Regions from separate parts of the Mus musculus genome. Here region 2 is linked to region 1. The links are chromatin loops, found by intact Hi-C in ENCODE. Cell type or tissue: left cerebral cortex. All regions are shown on one strand. Links, peaks and the distances in the headings refer to the core of each region. The heading gives the core; the rest is flanking DNA.

Region 1 (8,334 bases), core at 214-8,213:
TCCTTCAGGAGCCTATGGTTCCCCCTTACCCCATGCTTTTCATAACATGCAGTTTGATTCCTGCCAACTTTTTGTCTTTAATACACATCTCTCAAACAAGCTCTAGACTAAACTACATTTTCACCATTTTCAATGGTATTTATCATACCATAAAACTTCCTTCTTCCCTCTGCTACCACGGGCATCTTCATTCTTCAAATGCCATGGATCCCTAACCTCTACTTCTTGATTTCCAAGTGACCATTTATAAAAGTAAGAAAAAGAAGCCAAACAGTCAGGAAGGAAAACCTGGTTCCTGCAGGTGGCCTCAGAGACCAGGCCAGGCGTTAACCCAGAGCAGTGCACAAGCCAGGTGAGGAGTTCCCCAGCACTATCTTAGGCACACAGTGCCCAAATCTATTATATATTAAGTCGTTAGTCAGGAGATACCTATTAATTAATGCACAGTCGCCAAGGTGAGCTTTAAGCAAATCAGTGCTTTATTTTTATTTATTCTTTTAAGATTTATTTGCTGGGCGTGGTGGCGCATGCCTTTAATCCCAGCACCTGGGAGGCAGAGGCAGGTGGATTTCTGAGTTTGAGGCCAGCCTGGTCTACAGAGTGAGTTCCAGGACAGCCAGAGCTACACAGAAAAACCCTGTCTCGAAAAACCAAAAAAAAAAAAAAAAAAAGATTTATTTATTTCATGTATGTGAGTACATTGATCCTATCTTCAGACACACCAGAAAAAGGCATCAGATCCCATTACAGATGGTTGTGAGCCACCATGTGGTTGCTGGGAATTGAACTCAGACCTCTGGAAGAACAGCTAGTGCTCTTAACCGCTGAGCCATCTCCCCAGACCATTATTTTTATTTTTTAAAACAATATTTATAAATATAATTTAAAAAAAAAATTAAAACACCTAGACTATGTTAATCTACTAGAAGGAAAAGCATTGCCAGCTGCAGACATTATACTAACACACGGACAAAATAACCAGCTCAGAACAAAAGGAGCTGAACCAACAGCCAGTGCACACTCTTAACTTGAGGCACGAATAACCCAACTCCACCTCACTCATCTTCAAAGGGAAGAGAGGATTTTCACAAGTAAAATAAAGGGTTGTGTCAGTTCTTATCACCCACAATGTCAAATGTTGACTCACAGCAGAAGAGTAGAACTCAAATTCTTGCTCAGGAAGGAAAGAATGCCAGCCATCTTCAATCACTTCAAACATGGGTCGGTAGAAGAAAGGGTACATCAGGGTGACCGAGTCCAGAGTGGACAATGCCTAGAGAACAGAAAGAAAAAGATTCTACAAATCTAACAAAGTAGCAGTAGGCACACAGGGTCTGGTGATGATGGAGCCCAATACGTGTCTCTCCATGCAGCTCGTCTGACTCCAGCATTCATACTTCATCATCTAACAAGACACTGACACAAACACCTACACTCAACAAGTGCTGCCTGAATGAAACAGGCACCAGGACAGTCTGTGCCTAGTGAAATAATGCTTCCTGGTACAATTTAACGAAGCTCAATAAAATGTCCAAGAATTTCTGGGTGCTGGGGAACAAGGAGGTCTGGATTAGTTAGTAAAGTCTCAGCTAAAAATCTAGTAATTAACTAAACACTGCAAACTATTCAAAAGCTATGTCCCCTTATCAATTATTCCTTTATTATATAAAGGAATGCTCAATTCTGGCCAGAAGCCTCAAGCTCCAGATCCCAGCTACATAGTGGTTAAGTCACATAGCTTCCCCTGTTCAATGGAAGAAACTTTTCAGGCTTATTAGGAGTGTCCATGGAGATAAGGCATCTAATAGGCCAACAACAGTCAATGCACACAATAAAACTAGCTCTAACAAGATACACACATGTGAAAGCTTCATCCACACTCACTTCCTCCTTCCTAAAGGGATCTGGCGAGGCGTCCTACTATCTCTATGCTACACTAGTTATGCCCAACCAAAGTGAGCCCTAGGCATCCCTCTGTCCAAACAGTGGAACATTATCTCAGTTTGCTTTCTCATTCATGTTGGGGAGTACAGCCAAGTCAAGAGCATACTTCCAAGTGACAACTACATATGGCAGACTATTCAACTTACATGCTCATTTCTTCCAGTAGAACTTGGCAAAAGCAGAAAGGTTTGTGTGTCATTTCCTCGACAACATATTACTTGATCCTCTACTTCTTGTTGAAAGCCAAACAAAATTCTAATTATAGATTTAAGGCTTTCTCTCTCCTTTTAAGAGCTAAACCCACTATTTTTTTTTTACATAAAGCCCAGTAAGTCAGTTACACAGAAAGAAAATAAAATCAGCTTGACTCTATAATTGCCTAGAAATTACTTTAAACAGTCAGTTGATATAATTGATATAATTTAGTGGCAGCAATTTAAAAGTTGGAGTAACCAAAATAGTTAGAAGAAGGAAAAGAATGTGAGACCTTCATCAGAGACCTTAAACTATCCAAGCAAAGTTTCTATGTGTGGCTCAACGCTTTTATACATGCATAAACAGACACGCCTTAGGTGAACTGGCAAAAACAAATACATACGTGCAGACATGCCAAAGTCACAAATGGCAACTGTTGGTGACAATCACTTGCTTTGTCTGTATACACAACACTGAGAGTATACATCTGACACACAGTGCAATGGTAAGCTAAGAAATGGTACGACAGTGAACTTTATGTGATATGGCTAATTTCTACCACAAAGTCTCAAAATAAAGCTGTTGCCATAGAAGGGTCCTCCAATGACAGCAACCATTTGCCAATAATTATACTAAGCATTCTACATAAACCCACGAATGTAATCGTAAAACACCTATAAAAGGCAGGTAATGTCATCTTCCTTTTATAAGACACTACAGGCTAACTGTGAGAGGTGAGGTGCTTCACCCATAGGCCCCATGTTAACAGGACCTCACTACTGCAACAATCACAGTATAAGAGCACTGCTCAGAGTTGAAGGGTTTCAGAGCTGCTCCACTCAGGATGACCACACTTGCTCACTGTGATGCCCAAGGACTGTAACATGGCCACAATCAGCTACACTGTATTTGTTTTACTGGCTTACAATTTCACATAGGATGTTCTTTCAGGAAATCTACAGAAACAGAAAAACAGTTCACAAACTGTCTTCAGAGCGAAAGTAGCAAGATTCGCACAGTAAATGATTCTTATGCATCAAGGGCTGTACAAAATCAAAATATCGCCATTTTCCTATCAGAATTTTGCCTGCAGCATACTTACCTCAATGGAACTGGCTATATTTAAACACTCCTCCATTCCAGGAATATCCAACTGAATGATTCGGAAATCTTTACATTTTATGATGATGGTACCCAGAGAGCCCACAAATCTGTAAGAAATTACATGAAATCATGAAAATGGTAAGAAAACTAGTGAGGACAGTAGGTGAGAACCAGAACACAGAGAACCAGGGATTCAGTCTTTATCATGCAGGCATGAGAGACCATTGAATACATTTATGCAATAAAGATGAACTGAGGAGTCTAGTAGTCTGCTGATGGTATCTTGTACACAGATACACACATACACACATAAGTAAAAATAAAAAATTTAAAGTGATGGAGTAGGGAAATAAAGATGAATTAGTTCCTATGTTCCTTTAGAGCCAGCCCCTTTCTTTTCACAAGAAAAACTGAATGTTAAGGGCTAATGATTACCCTCAGTGGGAAGTGATCATTCCAGAGAATAAGTAAGATGCAATATGATAAACTCAGTCTTCCCTAAATGAGCAGGGGTGTAAAATTTGTCATCCACCTGCATCGGCACTCCCCATCAGCTATTACAGGGGTGCACCTTACCGATTTTAAAACGTTTTAAGGAGAGACTAAAATGCATATGCATATATATGGAAAAAATGACAGTGTACTCAGTTAAATACTATGGCCAGGCATAGCGGCCCATACACACACAACTGTAATTCCAGCACTTACTTGGGAGGCTGGGGCTGGAGAGTTGGAAGTTCAAGACCGGCCTATGCTGCAAAGGGCTGAGCATGCCTATTTAAAAACGAGATCGTGGGGGAGGGGTCGCTTTAAATTGTATTGAATCATAACTTCGTGAAGTCAGATTAACAACAACCAATAATTCAAGAAATGTGGTGGAAGAAATTTTTTTTTTACAAAGAACATTTAAAAATACGCCCAAATGCTGTTCAAAATGACCACTACGACTCTGAGACCTTAGCCTGGGGATGCCAGGTGGCCAGTGCAGATAGATCTAGGCCCCAGAAGGCTCATTTGGCTGGCTGAGCCAGGATACCCATAAAAAACCACCTGAAAGCGTCTGTTCCGTTCCAGGCTCCTCCGGGACCTGGGTGTGGTGGGCGCTCACCGTTTGTCGATGGCGTCGATATTTGAATGGAGGAGCCAGAGCTCCTCCGTGTTGTCCTGCCGGGAAGACAGGATCAGGTGGTGGCCTGTCAGACACAGGGTCCCTTCCACGGCGGTGTAGAAAGGCCGGTGCAGCACCACATTGTCTACCCGTGGGGTTTTAATCAGCTCCGCAAACTCCATATTGGGCGCAGCCTAGGGGCGGGAGGCCCAGTCCCGCAGGTGCCCGGCGGTTAATCCGCAGACCCGGACGGAGCCCCGGCTGGGCGGGCCCGGGAGGTCGAGCCCCGCCCCGGCTGGGCGGGTGCGCCAGGGCCTGCGGGCACCGCCCTGGCCGCTTCTCCAAGTCTCTTCCGCACCACTGGCCGGGACTCGGTCGCAGAGAAGGCTTCCCGCCAGGCCCTGCACTCCCCGCTGCCACCGGCGTCTGACGGGCGGGCTGCGGAGGAGACGGACCCGGCGTCGGGGCAGCAGCATCCGAGCCCGAGCAGCCAGGGACTTCTGGCGGAAGTAGCTGCTGAGCGTTGCACCCGGCAGGAACTCCTGCACAATTAGAGGGACTCGAGACTCGGAAGACATAGAAACCGGACCGGAAGTTGGTACTTTGCTAGATCCGGTGGAACACAGCCAGAAACAATGACTTTATGGTCCTACAATGGAAAAACAAAACAAAACAAAACAAAACCAACCAAAACCTCTTTCACCTTCTACCGCCGCAATCCTTGCCCTTCAAATATTCCTTATCGGAAAAGGCGAGACGAGAAGACGTCGCTGACCTGCCAGCCTCCACATGAGTGCTGTCCCTCAAGGGCTCTTCGTTTGCGCTACCTGGTAGTTGTCTCATGAATTGGTCACGAAGAGATGTCAAATGTAGGATGGAAGCGGAGGTTGTGATCGAAAAGTAGCATCTTGGTGTCTGGAAGAGACATGGGACAATCTATGCTTTAGACTCTTTGAGAGCGCCATGACTTTAACCAAGAACAGCATATTCTAAAAGGATGGAAAGAGAAACTGACTAATCCTCGCCCTGCGAAAGGACTCTAGTGTCTTCAGAGATAGTTCAGTTAATCTGTAGCAAAGCCTGAAATCAAGACCTTGGTATATTGGTCACGACTTCATAGTATCCCGGCTAAGTACAGTCTAGCTGAACTGCTCACGGACACTGCAATGACAGAGTTTTGCTGTTGTAATTTCCCTCTTCTTTTTTTTTTTTTTTAATTTTTTATTAGGTATTTTCCTCATTTACATTTCCAATGCTATCCCAAAAGTCCCCCATACCCCCCCCCACTCCCCTACCCACCCACTCCCACTTTTTGGCCCTGGCATTCCCCTGTACTGGGGCATATAAAGTTTGCAAGTCCAATGGGCCTCTCTTTCCAGTGATGGCCGGCTAGGCCATCTTTTGATACATATGCAGCTAGAGTCAAGAGCTCCGGGGTACTGGTTAGTTCATAATGTTGTTCCACCTATAGAATTTCCCTCTTCTTGCTTTCTATCCCTCTACTTTATCCCAGAATAAGAATTATGTTTGAGTCCTGGCCTGCTTTTACTGTGTTAGCAGTGAAAATTCTCACCACCCAGTCAGTGTCTACGAACAGCAAGGTAGCTGACTTCAGAGTGTGCAAAGTGAAGTTGACCAGATTGCACAGTGTTTGTCCTTGATTTTGTTCTTGTCTTTTCTAAAAACCTTCCCTTCCTAAATCACTCACTCCTGCGATCCAGTTTATCTGCAAAAGGAAAACAACCAGCAATGGATGCTGATGGACTGAGGTGAAGTAATGTGGAGGTGTTTTCCACACCGGATTTGTTTACTTTCCTTCCTCACTTGACTCATTGTATTAACTACAAATTGTGGAATGGAAAACTTTTAATCTGAAAAATAATGAAAAGTTATACAGAGAAAAAAATGAAAGTAAAGCCTTGAAGGGTAAGGCTCCCCGAATGGAAGATATCCAAGGAAGAACTTAGTGTCCAATTTAGTATATGCTAGAAGATAGAAAGTCTCCATGGATTCTGTGGCCCTTCTGGTTTTCTTGAAAATAAATTATGAAAACGTTATTTCATTAAGTTAAAATGTTTCATGCTCTATAAAGTCATAAATTAGGATTTTTTCCTTTTATTTGTTTTTTGCCAAGAGAAAAAAATTAGGTATCTTCTGAGTTGTTATAATGAAGTACCAGAAACGATTAGGAAATTAAATCACCAGTGATTTGAAGTTCAAAGCGTAGAAAGTTCACTAGCGCTGAGAAAACCAAACTTAGTAGTTAGGAATAAAGCCTGAGTAAAGAGCAAGAAACAGTTCCCCACATAAGCAGTAGGTGGCGGTAGAATTCAAAGTCAATGGGATATGCCTCTATTAAAATAATCCAATGATGTAGTCAAATATTAACTGTCCAAACAGTCAAGAAATAAGGGCCTCAGGGGATTCTGATAAGCCAAGAAAATAATAAAATTTATAATGTGTACAATGGATTTACTTAAGGACTATAAAGATAGCTCAATGGGTGCCTTAGCATTCTATTGTGAAGAGACACCATGACCACAGCAACTCTTTTTTTTTTTTTAATTAGATATTTTCTTAATTTACATTCTAAATGTTATCCCCTTTCCAGGTCTCCCCCGGAGACACTCTATTCTATCCTCCCTTCCCCTGCTTCTATGAGGATGCTCACCCACACACTCCCACCTCCCGGCTCTCACATTCCCCTATACTGGGGCATCGAGCCTTCACAAGACCACGGGCCTCTTCTCCCATTGATGTCCGACAACATCATACTCTGCTACATATGCAGCTGGAGCCATGGGTCCCTCCAGGTGTACTCTTTGGTTGGTGGTTTAGTCCCTGGGAGCCCTGAGGGTCTGGTTGGTTGATGTTCTTTTTCCTATGGGTTGCAAACCCCTTCAGCTCCTTCAGTCTGTTCTCTAACTCAGTCTGATCACATCAACTCTTATAAAGGAAGGCATTTAATTGAGGGTGTCTTTTGGTTTCAGTGGTTCAGTCCATCATCATCATGGCAGAACATAATAGCACACAGGCAGACAGTGCTGGAAAAGGAGCTGAGAGTTCTACATCTGGATCTTTAGGCAGCAGGAAGCTCTAAAGAGCTGCTGGTCTGACTTGAGCATTTGAAACCCCAAAGCCCATCCCCAGTGACACACTTCCTCCAACAAGGCCACACCTTTCAAATAGTGCTAATCCCTATGCTTTCAAATATTTGAACCTATTAGGCCATTCTTATTCCCACCACCACAATGGGTAAGGAGCAAGTGTAAAGACCTAAGGTCAAAACCCCAGAACATATACAAAGAAGAAATCTGAGTCTAAAACCCCAGTGCCAGAGAAGGGGGACAGAGACAAGAGGATCCTGAGGGTTCACAGGCCAACCACTGTAGCAGAAACAGTAAACTCTGGACCAACCAATGAGAGAAACTGACTCAAAAATAAAGTTCAGAGGACTCAAGAAATGCACCTGATATTGACCTTCAAACTCCCAGGCCCACACAGTAATATACACCTGCACACACACACACACACACACACACACACACACACACACACAGAGAGAGAGAGAGAGAGAGAGAGAGAGAGAGAGAGAGAGAGAGAGAGAGAGAGGACACACCATAAAATTGAATTGAAATATTAAGGAGCACTGGGAGATGCCTCAGAGATTGAGAGTAGTCACTGCTCTTTCAGAGGACCCAGGTTCACTTCCCAGCACCCACATGGAAACTCAAAACTATCTTTAAGTCCAGATGCAGGGAATCCAGTGCCATCTTCTGGCCTCCAAAGGCATCAAGCAAGCACAAAGAGTACTACATACATTCAGGTTAAAACACTCATACAAATAAAGTGAATGTTTTTTTAAGAAAAAATTTTAAAGGACTTCGTCATTGCCTTGCAGGTACTACTATTATCTTTATTCTCAAGATTAAAATGGTACAGGTGTATAATCAGAAAAATTTCATCCTGAGAACTACAAACAA
Region 2 (8,334 bases), core at 12-8,011, 320 kb after region 1:
CACCCTCCTAAATATCTGCATCCAAGGAAATGACAGGAGATATTGTCCTCAGTTATTGTGCTTTGGAAAGACGGGTCTGGAACTGAAGATTGTTGCTCTGTGCCAATGTGTAATTTGCCTGTCTTAGTCCATTTGAGCTGTTGTAACGAAATACTTAAAGTGGCTTATAAATAACAGAAAATTATCCTTCAAGGTCCTGGAGGCTGAGTCCAAGGTCGAATGGCTGCCAGATTTGGTTTCTATGAGGGCTGATTCCTGGTTACCAGAGGCTGTCATGCTGCTGCATTCTTAGAGCATATGAGAGAAGAGGACATCTGGCTTCTCATTCTCTCTCTCTCTCTCTCTCTCTCTCTCTCTCTCTCTCTCTCTCTCTGAAAAGCACCAATCCCATCCTGAGGCTCCTTGGTCATGATCATGCACACACACCCTTAAAGGCACCACTTCCTCATCCCATCTCCTTGGGGGTGAAGGTTTCAGCCCATGAGTTAGTCTCCTTATAGTGGGTCTGCTCTTCTCTCTGAGCTTCCATGTCCCTGCCAGTTGTGGGAGGGACTATTGCTAACAATCCCCGAAGCTACCAGGGCCAACTGCTGCCATGCACCCCATCCCTAGGAGGTTACTGACCTCTTATCAGCCCCTGGCCATTCTGTGTAGTAAAGAAGCAAGCATGAGCATATTTTCTGACGACAAGACAAGCATCGATTGAGCCATTCCCGTTTCTAACCTCCCTCTCCCTTTGCCCATCTTTCTTTTTCTGTTTTGAGCTGTGACAACTTTTACTTTTTACCTCTGATGTTTCAAAAAAGTCACCTTGAATCGGGAATTCCACTCGGGAATTCCACTCAGCACAGTCTTTCTTCCTGGGAACAGCACACCATGGCTAGCTCTAGGAAAGGATACGGCGACCCCTTGCTCAGTCAGGTTCAGGCTACACATGGCTGAATTCCGAGCCCCATTAGCCAATATTAATAATGAAAGAGGAATGACGGTAGAAGGCACAAATGAATCATGTCAACCTGCTCTCTTCCCGGAGAATCACTGAGGATTTAGCAGAGAGCAGGAGTTTCACTCTCACAGCTACAGAATATTTTTTACATAATGCATGCTAAACTTCACACTGACAGTCTCAGGAACTTTTCCGGTTGCCTTTTATTTCTACAATGATTAAATAATTTACTAGCTTACTTTTTTTTTTTTTAATCACCAAGACTAGTTTCTGCTCTAGGCAAAGCCAGGATAGAAACAGGTTCCATACAGTGCCCTAATAAACTTGCTTCAGACTCCAGGGCTGCGTGGATTGCATACTTTCCTTTCTGTCCTCTCCACACTTGCTCCTCCAATTCTTCTTAAACTGGGGTTAATGGACAATAGAAGTTTACGATGCTCCCCAAAGATGTTTTCAAACAAACAAAGGACAAAGACTTTCAAAGGTAGCTGATGCTGTGATCCAGGGACACTCACCAGGAATTCTACTCTTTGGTGAATCTGCCTTGTCCTGTAAAGATCTTTTAGAGAGGAGTGAGGGGTCATACATCAAAGCTGGTGTCCTCACTGAATGTGAGGAAATGCTCCTGTGTGCCCTCCTTCTTTAAAGCTCACCGTTTACCTGGGCTTGGGCTTGGTTATCTAGAACAGGAACCCTGGCCCAGGGAAAGGGAAAGGATTTGGGGCAAAGCCCAGATATCCTAAGTAGGTGATTTGGTCAGACCCAGCCCCATTGCCACACGGTCACATTTACTGCCTCTTCTTTCTTGTTAATAATTGGTGGTCAAGTACACAATCATTCTTGGCTGGGGGCTATCAATGTCCTCATCTTACAGGTAGGTAAACGTGACAGTCATGCCTGATTCTCAGGTCCTCCAGCACAGCCCTATTTCACCAGCACACTGCATCATAGAAGAGTTGCCCTGAGTGCATCGGGGGTCTACATGGTATCTTGTTAGGTCTGATGAAAAATGGATGTGACCTTCCTAAGGAAAGACAAAACGAGGGAAGAAGAGCCTTTGGAAGGTAAGGGCACTGGCCGGTGCTGAAGGCATGGCTAAACAAAGAAGATTTGAGAAAAGCTAAGGTCTATTTGGAAGTCGAAGCCTTGACAAAGAAAGGGACGTTGAAGGGAGAGGCTAGAGGAAAAAAGGGCAAATAAACAGCGTGGGAGATAGCTGAGGTCACACCTTTGGAGGAGACAGGACAGCAAAAAGAGGGAACAGAATGTGACAGGACGCATTGAGCAAAAATGCCAGGGAGAGCGATGGAACTGGGAAAGGCCTCTGGGATTTAAGTCTGTCACAGCGAAGACCACGAAAGAGTTAACATTTCTCGGCCGGCCGTTAAGCACAAAACCACGGTGTTTCATTTGACTTTGCCAGCTAGGTGGCTGTTTCTGCCTTCTCTCCCTCCCTCCCTCCTCTCTCAGCATCCCACAATGGGCAGAGGTAGAGTGTGAAGAGCATAGGTCCCTTCCAGTGCCAATACCTTCCTCTTCGGCCGTCTCTCCAGCTCTTTAAATGTACCCATGGTTCACAGAACCCCGGACAACTCTAAGGTTGCTTGCACACCCGCTTTCAGAGTTAAACTGCGAACTGCGCACGAACCAGCTCTGCCCCAGCCCTAGAAAGAATCTGTGCCTCAGTCCCCCAAGGCGGGTCCGCCCCTCCGCTTCATGCAGTTGGTAGCGAGTCGCGCGTGGTGACGTCAGTAGTACGCGCCCCAGCGAAGCTCTCCACCCGGCGTGCTTTCCGAGCCGGCTTCTTCCTTAACCGCGCTTCAGGTTCCTCATAACCGCTGGGCGTCAGGCCAGAGGCAGCGTTCGACAAACTTGAGACAATGTCGATGCTAGCAGAGCGTGAGTGTCTGCCGAGCTGGACGACCGGGTGATGGGATGACGGGGGCGCGGGTGTTCAGGCCCGAGTGGGGACAGCAGTGACTGCCGGGCCCGCGAGGGACAGAGAACAGCAACGTCCCGCAGACTCAGTTCCTGGTACTAAAGGCTCGGGTCGTGCGCGCACGCGTGCATTCCGACATTCAGGACACCGAGTCTCAGACTGTTGTTCCTGGAGATTCTTTCACTTTTCCAGGCTCGAACCAAGTGTCCTGGGGTTTCACAAAGATAGGTCCCATAGCATCGCTTCAGGCCCTGAATTCCAACTGTCCAAAATGTATTGGACCCAGAGGAAAAAAGCAGAAGGATTACAAGTGTCAGGCAGTGATAAGTTCTTGACCGGAGTGCAGGCTGATGAATGGTTTTAATCGAGACTGAGAGATAGTAGCTGTGGTTAGCCTCTGAAGTCCACTAATTCCCTCCCCAGAAGCTACTTTGTTCCTGAATGAGACTACGTGTAGCTATGGATTCTTGCCACCAGTTGGCAGTCGTGTGATGCTCACAAAGAACTGGCTTTTAACTTTTCCTGGAAGTTGTGTAGCTATCAAAGAACATAAACATATTATTTTCTTTTTTAAAAGATGCCATCGTGTCTATCGGGCAGTGGTGGCGAACTCCTTTAACCCCAGCCCTCGGGAGGCAGAGGCAGGCGAATTTCTGAGTTCGAGGCCAGTCTGGTCTACAGAGTGAGTTCCAGGATAGCCAGGGCTACACAGAGAAACCCTGTCTCGAAAAAACAAAACAAACAAACAAAAAAAGTCACTGTGGCGTTTTAGAACAAAGCATGTTTTAGTGGAGCACACTGCTTTTCCTGAAGGCAGCTCAATAGGTTATAGACTGGAAACTGCTCTTTCTAGGTAGATCCCTCTTCCTGGCAGTTCACCTGGTCTCTACTTCCATGAAAATGAACTAGTCTCTGCCTCACCCAGGCTTTAAAGATTTTAGTGAGGTAACTGGATGAATCTAGTTTGGAATGTCAGTGGTATACAGGATGAACAAGTGACCTGACAGCCAGTTCTTTATGCAGCAGGGCAGTGCATCTTGGGTCAGTATGTGACAGGGATGCCTTTCTTAGGGGAGAGGCGGGCTCCTTACAAACCTTGGTCAGCAACCCTTGGCAGGCATTCTCCACACATGGGTCTGACACACACATGCAGAGCACTGGTTAATATGGCTGTCTTTGCTGTGCTCATGAGCAAGACAGTGTTGTGCTGAGTATATTATATACCAGGTTGTTGAGCTGGTATCTATGGAACAAGTTTTTGGATCAGCTTTCCCTCCCCAGGTATAGCACTGCAAATTTGAATCCACAACTCAGTTTGCTTTGTGGTGCCCTCCCCCACCCCCGGCCTGCATGCTTATAGTGTTTCTTGGTTTTGCTGGGGTGTTTATAGATAAGGATCCCTACTGATTTTACGTGCAACACAGTGAGCTCTTTTGAGTAGATGTTGTGATCTTTTTCAGTTTTGAGGCCATTGATGTTAGTGTGCTTCAATGAATGCCATGGGTTAGCAGTAATGACATTCAATCTCCGGATTTCTTACTTGGCCTCACCTTTAGGTTCAGATTCATGTTCTATTGACCTAGTGGGTCATAGTTTTTCCTCAAATTTGTAATAGTGAAGCCAGATGTGATGGCTCATGCCTGTGATCCCTGCCAAGTGGTGGAGGATGGTTACCAGTTCAAGGCCACCCTAGGCTACAGAGCCCGACTGTCTCAGATAGCAGACAATAAAGCTACAGTGATAAGCTTGAGTTCTTAGGGACCAGTTATTTATATTCATTTCGGAGAAAGCTTTACCTGAAACCCAGGGCCGTTCCCCTTATTTCAGCTATTCATTCCTTTTTCCTTTCTTCCTTTACTTCTCTCCTACCAGACTCCTTTATGTATCCATGCATCCTTATCAGGTGCCACTATGGACAGAGTGTTTTTTATCTTCCTTGTAATGAGGTGTAAGGATGAAGGATTGATTATGACACTTAAGGGAGGGAAGATGGGTATAAACAGCACAGTGCAAGTGGTATGTGAAGTGCCACAGATGGTTCTGGAGGCTAAGTGAATCCATGATGGTGTTGAATAAGCAGAGATGTATCATCTGTTAACCATGATGTTCAATTGATTCTTTCTAAGGCCATAATGACTTGTGTATTGTGAATTTAGAATGTAAGTTGATCTGGGCATGGTGGTGCACACTCATAATGCCAGGACTTGGGAGATAGAGACAGTAGGATCAGAATTTGAAGGTACCTTAGCTATATAGCAATTTTTTAAATTAAAAACATTTTAAAAAAGATTTTTATTTTATGTGCATTGGTGTTTTGCCTGTATGAGGTGTCAGATTCTCTGGAACTGGATTATAGCCAGTTTTGAGCTGCTATATGGGTGCTGGGAATTGAACCCTGGTCCTCTGAAATAACGGCCAGCGCTCTTAACTGCTAAGCCATCGCTCCAGCCTGCTAAAATTTAAGGTTAACTTGGGTGCTACATGAGTCTCCATCTTACCAGTACCTTAAATAGTAAGTGTTGAAATGTGTATAAAAGATTTGGGGCCTTACTTGGGGACAGTAGGCAGATTTTGTTCTCTTAGACTCAGCTTTTTCTTTTCTTTTCTTTTCAACTTTTTATTGATTCTTTGTGAGTTTCACATCATGCACCCCAGTCCCACTCATCTCCTTGTCCCCTCCTTCGCCATACAACCTCTCCCCCCCCAAAAAATAAAACACATACAAACAATACAAGCCACACATAGACAACCTATCATCACTGAAGCTGTAGTGTGTCACAGTGTATTCCCAGTATGTCCTGCTGTCCACACATCTTCACTTGCAAATGTTTATTGCAGTGAGTCAGTGGTCTGGTTCCAGACCTCTGGCTTCTGTGACACCATCAATATTAGATCCTCATTGGGACTCCTGGTTATCCTGCTGTTGTCCTGTGTCATGGAGATCCTGCAGCTCCAACTCAAATCCAGGCCAGGGTAGTGGCTGAGCTGGTCAGCCCCCTGACTTTCACGTATCCACAGCACCAGAGCAGGCGAGCTCTCCAGCACTGCTCCAGCTAGCCCATCCAGTGCCACTATCCCCAGGAGGCAGAGTCAGCTCTTCTGCTCTCAAGCTCTAGGCCTGGCTCACTCACACCCACACTCCCAGAGTGTGCTGCCCAGTCAAGGTGTGGGGACTCTTTCTCCTAAGTGCTGCAGCCTATGAGGGGCTGGGACAGCTCTCCCACCCTCAGGGCTGACTCACCCATGCCTTTGCGATCAGGGACAGCTCCACCATGTCTAGGCGATGCAGGGCCTGTTCTCAGACTTGGGTTTTCATGTCAAAAAGGTAAGAATATTTCCCTTCATTGAGATACTGTGGAAGCTGAGTTTAATATATGTGTAGCATTTGGCCTATAACATGCAACAGTGAGTGTCATGGTGACTACACCTGCTGCTGTGAAGGTGTTCACTGAGAGGCTCTGGTTACTGCCAGTGACTGGATAGGGAAGGCTCAAATAGTGGCCTATTAAGTATTTTGCTTTGTCTCTTAGAAGGAATAGTTTACTTTAAATTTAACAAGGCTAGTTTTTATGTCAGGAATATATAGTTACTGAGAGTACCAGGGAAAAGGTTCTGTCTGTAAGCCCCGTGAACACTAAATGTGTCATGTTGTATGAAGCATGTGCTTGACTCACATGTGTTCTTCCAGGTCAAGACTAGGTGCTGATGGGATGCCTTTTTATTTGTAGGGCGGCGGAAGCAGAAATGGACTGTGGATCCCAGAAACACCGCGTGGAGTAACGATGATTCCAAGTTTGGCCAGAAGATGCTTGAGAAGATGGGGTGGTCTAAAGGAAAGGTATCAAAACTCTAAAGTGTCCACACCATGTCAGGAGATTAGGACTCAGAAGACATCTGTCTTAGAATCTGGGAGAACTTTATGTTTCAGATCAGTTTTTTTTTTTTTCCTTTCTTTCTTTTAGATCAATTTAATTGATTCTGGAAAAATAAATTGTGACCAGGTGGTAAATTAGACTTGAACATAAATACCGGGTCCTCTGGTTTATCAATTCAATTGCTGTAATTAGTATCTTTCTTAGATATTTTTTAATTCATTTCACATGAATTCATACTTAAGCCTCAGAATTTTGTGTTTTCCAAGAATGGTACTTAATTTTCCTTTGTAGTAGATACATGTTTTCTCCAGTTTCTTATATTCTGCAGTGGGGCTTCTACTGTGAAACTGCTTCTGTCAGGGTTGCAGGGCTCTTGTGTTTGCATCCAATGGGCATATGGTATCCTTAAGTCCCCTCACCCCTCGGCAGCGTTCTGAGCAGTGTCTGCTCTGTTGAACTCTGTTGTGGTAGCCTTACCACCCTTTTTCTTGCCTTATTCTTTATGTTATTAACCACCTCTATCTAATTCAAAGCCATCGTCTTTGTCTAGACCAGTGCTTTTCAACCCATGGGTCACAGCTCCTTCAGGGTCAGGTGACCCTTTCACAGGGGTCACCTAATAAGACTATTGGAAAACACAGATATTTATATTATGATTCCTAACAGTAGCAAAATTACAGTTATGAAATAGCAATAAAAATAGTGTTATGGCTGGGGTCACCACAGCATGAGTACTGTATTAAAGGGTGGCTACAAAGCCACTTTTTGCTTCCTCTGCTCAGGCGATCTCATGTGTTACCAGGCATTGGGTTATACCTCCTGGCTGTGATACTTGAGTGGCCATGTCAAGATTAATTTTTATTATAAGCTTCTTATGCCCTCAAGTCTTTTCCTTTCTAGGCTTTCCTGACTTTCAAAAGTGGTGCTTATCCCTGCATTCAAACAGTGCTACCTCCCATTGCCCTTCTTCCTTCGTACGTCCATTTCAGCATACAGGAAGCAGGTGGGCCTTTCAAACTGAGCTTTACATCGGGTTGCTCCCTTGTTGAACATTGTTTCCAAGGAGTACAATCTCCATCCCTGCTCTAACTTTCAAGGTTCTGTGAGGTTCCTTCTCATTGCAGGCTCTGTCCTTGCTCTTGGTATGTCCTACAACCTTAGGTGTAAGAGCTAAGTGAGGCCAGGAACCTGGAGTACTCTGCCTTCTTTCTTGATGTCCTGGTGCAGTACTAAGTAACAGAGAATGCCATGTGCTCCACATGCTCCTGTGGGCTTCTGCCACTACTGTAGCAGTGGCCTGCTCCAGATCATGTGTAAGATGTATGTTCAGTGTCTTCATGAACTCTTTATTGGCTCTTGGGTTCAAGAACCAGCATTGACAATTAAGAATGCATCCTTGGTGCAGTCTCTTTCAGAACCCTCTGGGCCAGTGGTTCTCGTTCTCAACCTTCCTGACGCTGCGATCCTTTATTACAGCTCTTCATGTTGCGGTGACCCCAGCCATAAAATTATTTTCATTGCTACTTCATAACTAATTTTGCTACTGTTATGCATTGTTATTTAAATATCTGAGA

Evidence for each region. A loop is a pair of places that touch in the nucleus more often than their neighbours do. Peaks named below come from ENCODE experiments on the same cell type or tissue, not always from the same donor. Only the 100,000 strongest peaks of a DNase experiment are listed, where the experiment ranks them.
Region 2: it touches region 1 in a loop (11-fold over the local background); 2 of 42 quality-filtered maps call a loop at or near these places.

The regions. Positions count from the first base shown.
Region 1 is chr14:63,539,107-63,547,440 of GRCm38, forward strand. Mtmr9 (myotubularin related protein 9) reads right to left here and starts at 4,847. Exons shown (of 10, transcript NM_177594.1): 1 at 4,352-4,847; 2 at 3,242-3,350; 3 at 1,148-1,273. The coding sequence starts at 4,533. In left cerebral cortex, for the core only: a CTCF peak has its summit at 6,671 (motif pointing right); DNase peaks (open chromatin) are centred at 4,909 and 6,657; H3K4me3 peaks cover 1,811 bases; H3K27ac peaks cover 1,047 bases.
Region 2 is chr14:63,857,603-63,865,936 of GRCm38, forward strand. Pinx1 (PIN2/TERF1 interacting, telomerase inhibitor 1) reads left to right here and starts at 2,710. Exons shown (of 7, transcript NM_028228.3): 1 at 2,710-2,845; 2 at 6,614-6,723. The coding sequence starts at 2,827. In left cerebral cortex, for the core only: a CTCF peak has its summit at 3,360 (motif pointing right); DNase peaks (open chromatin) are centred at 1,699, 2,703 and 3,334; H3K4me3 peaks cover 1,737 bases; H3K27ac peaks cover 1,195 bases.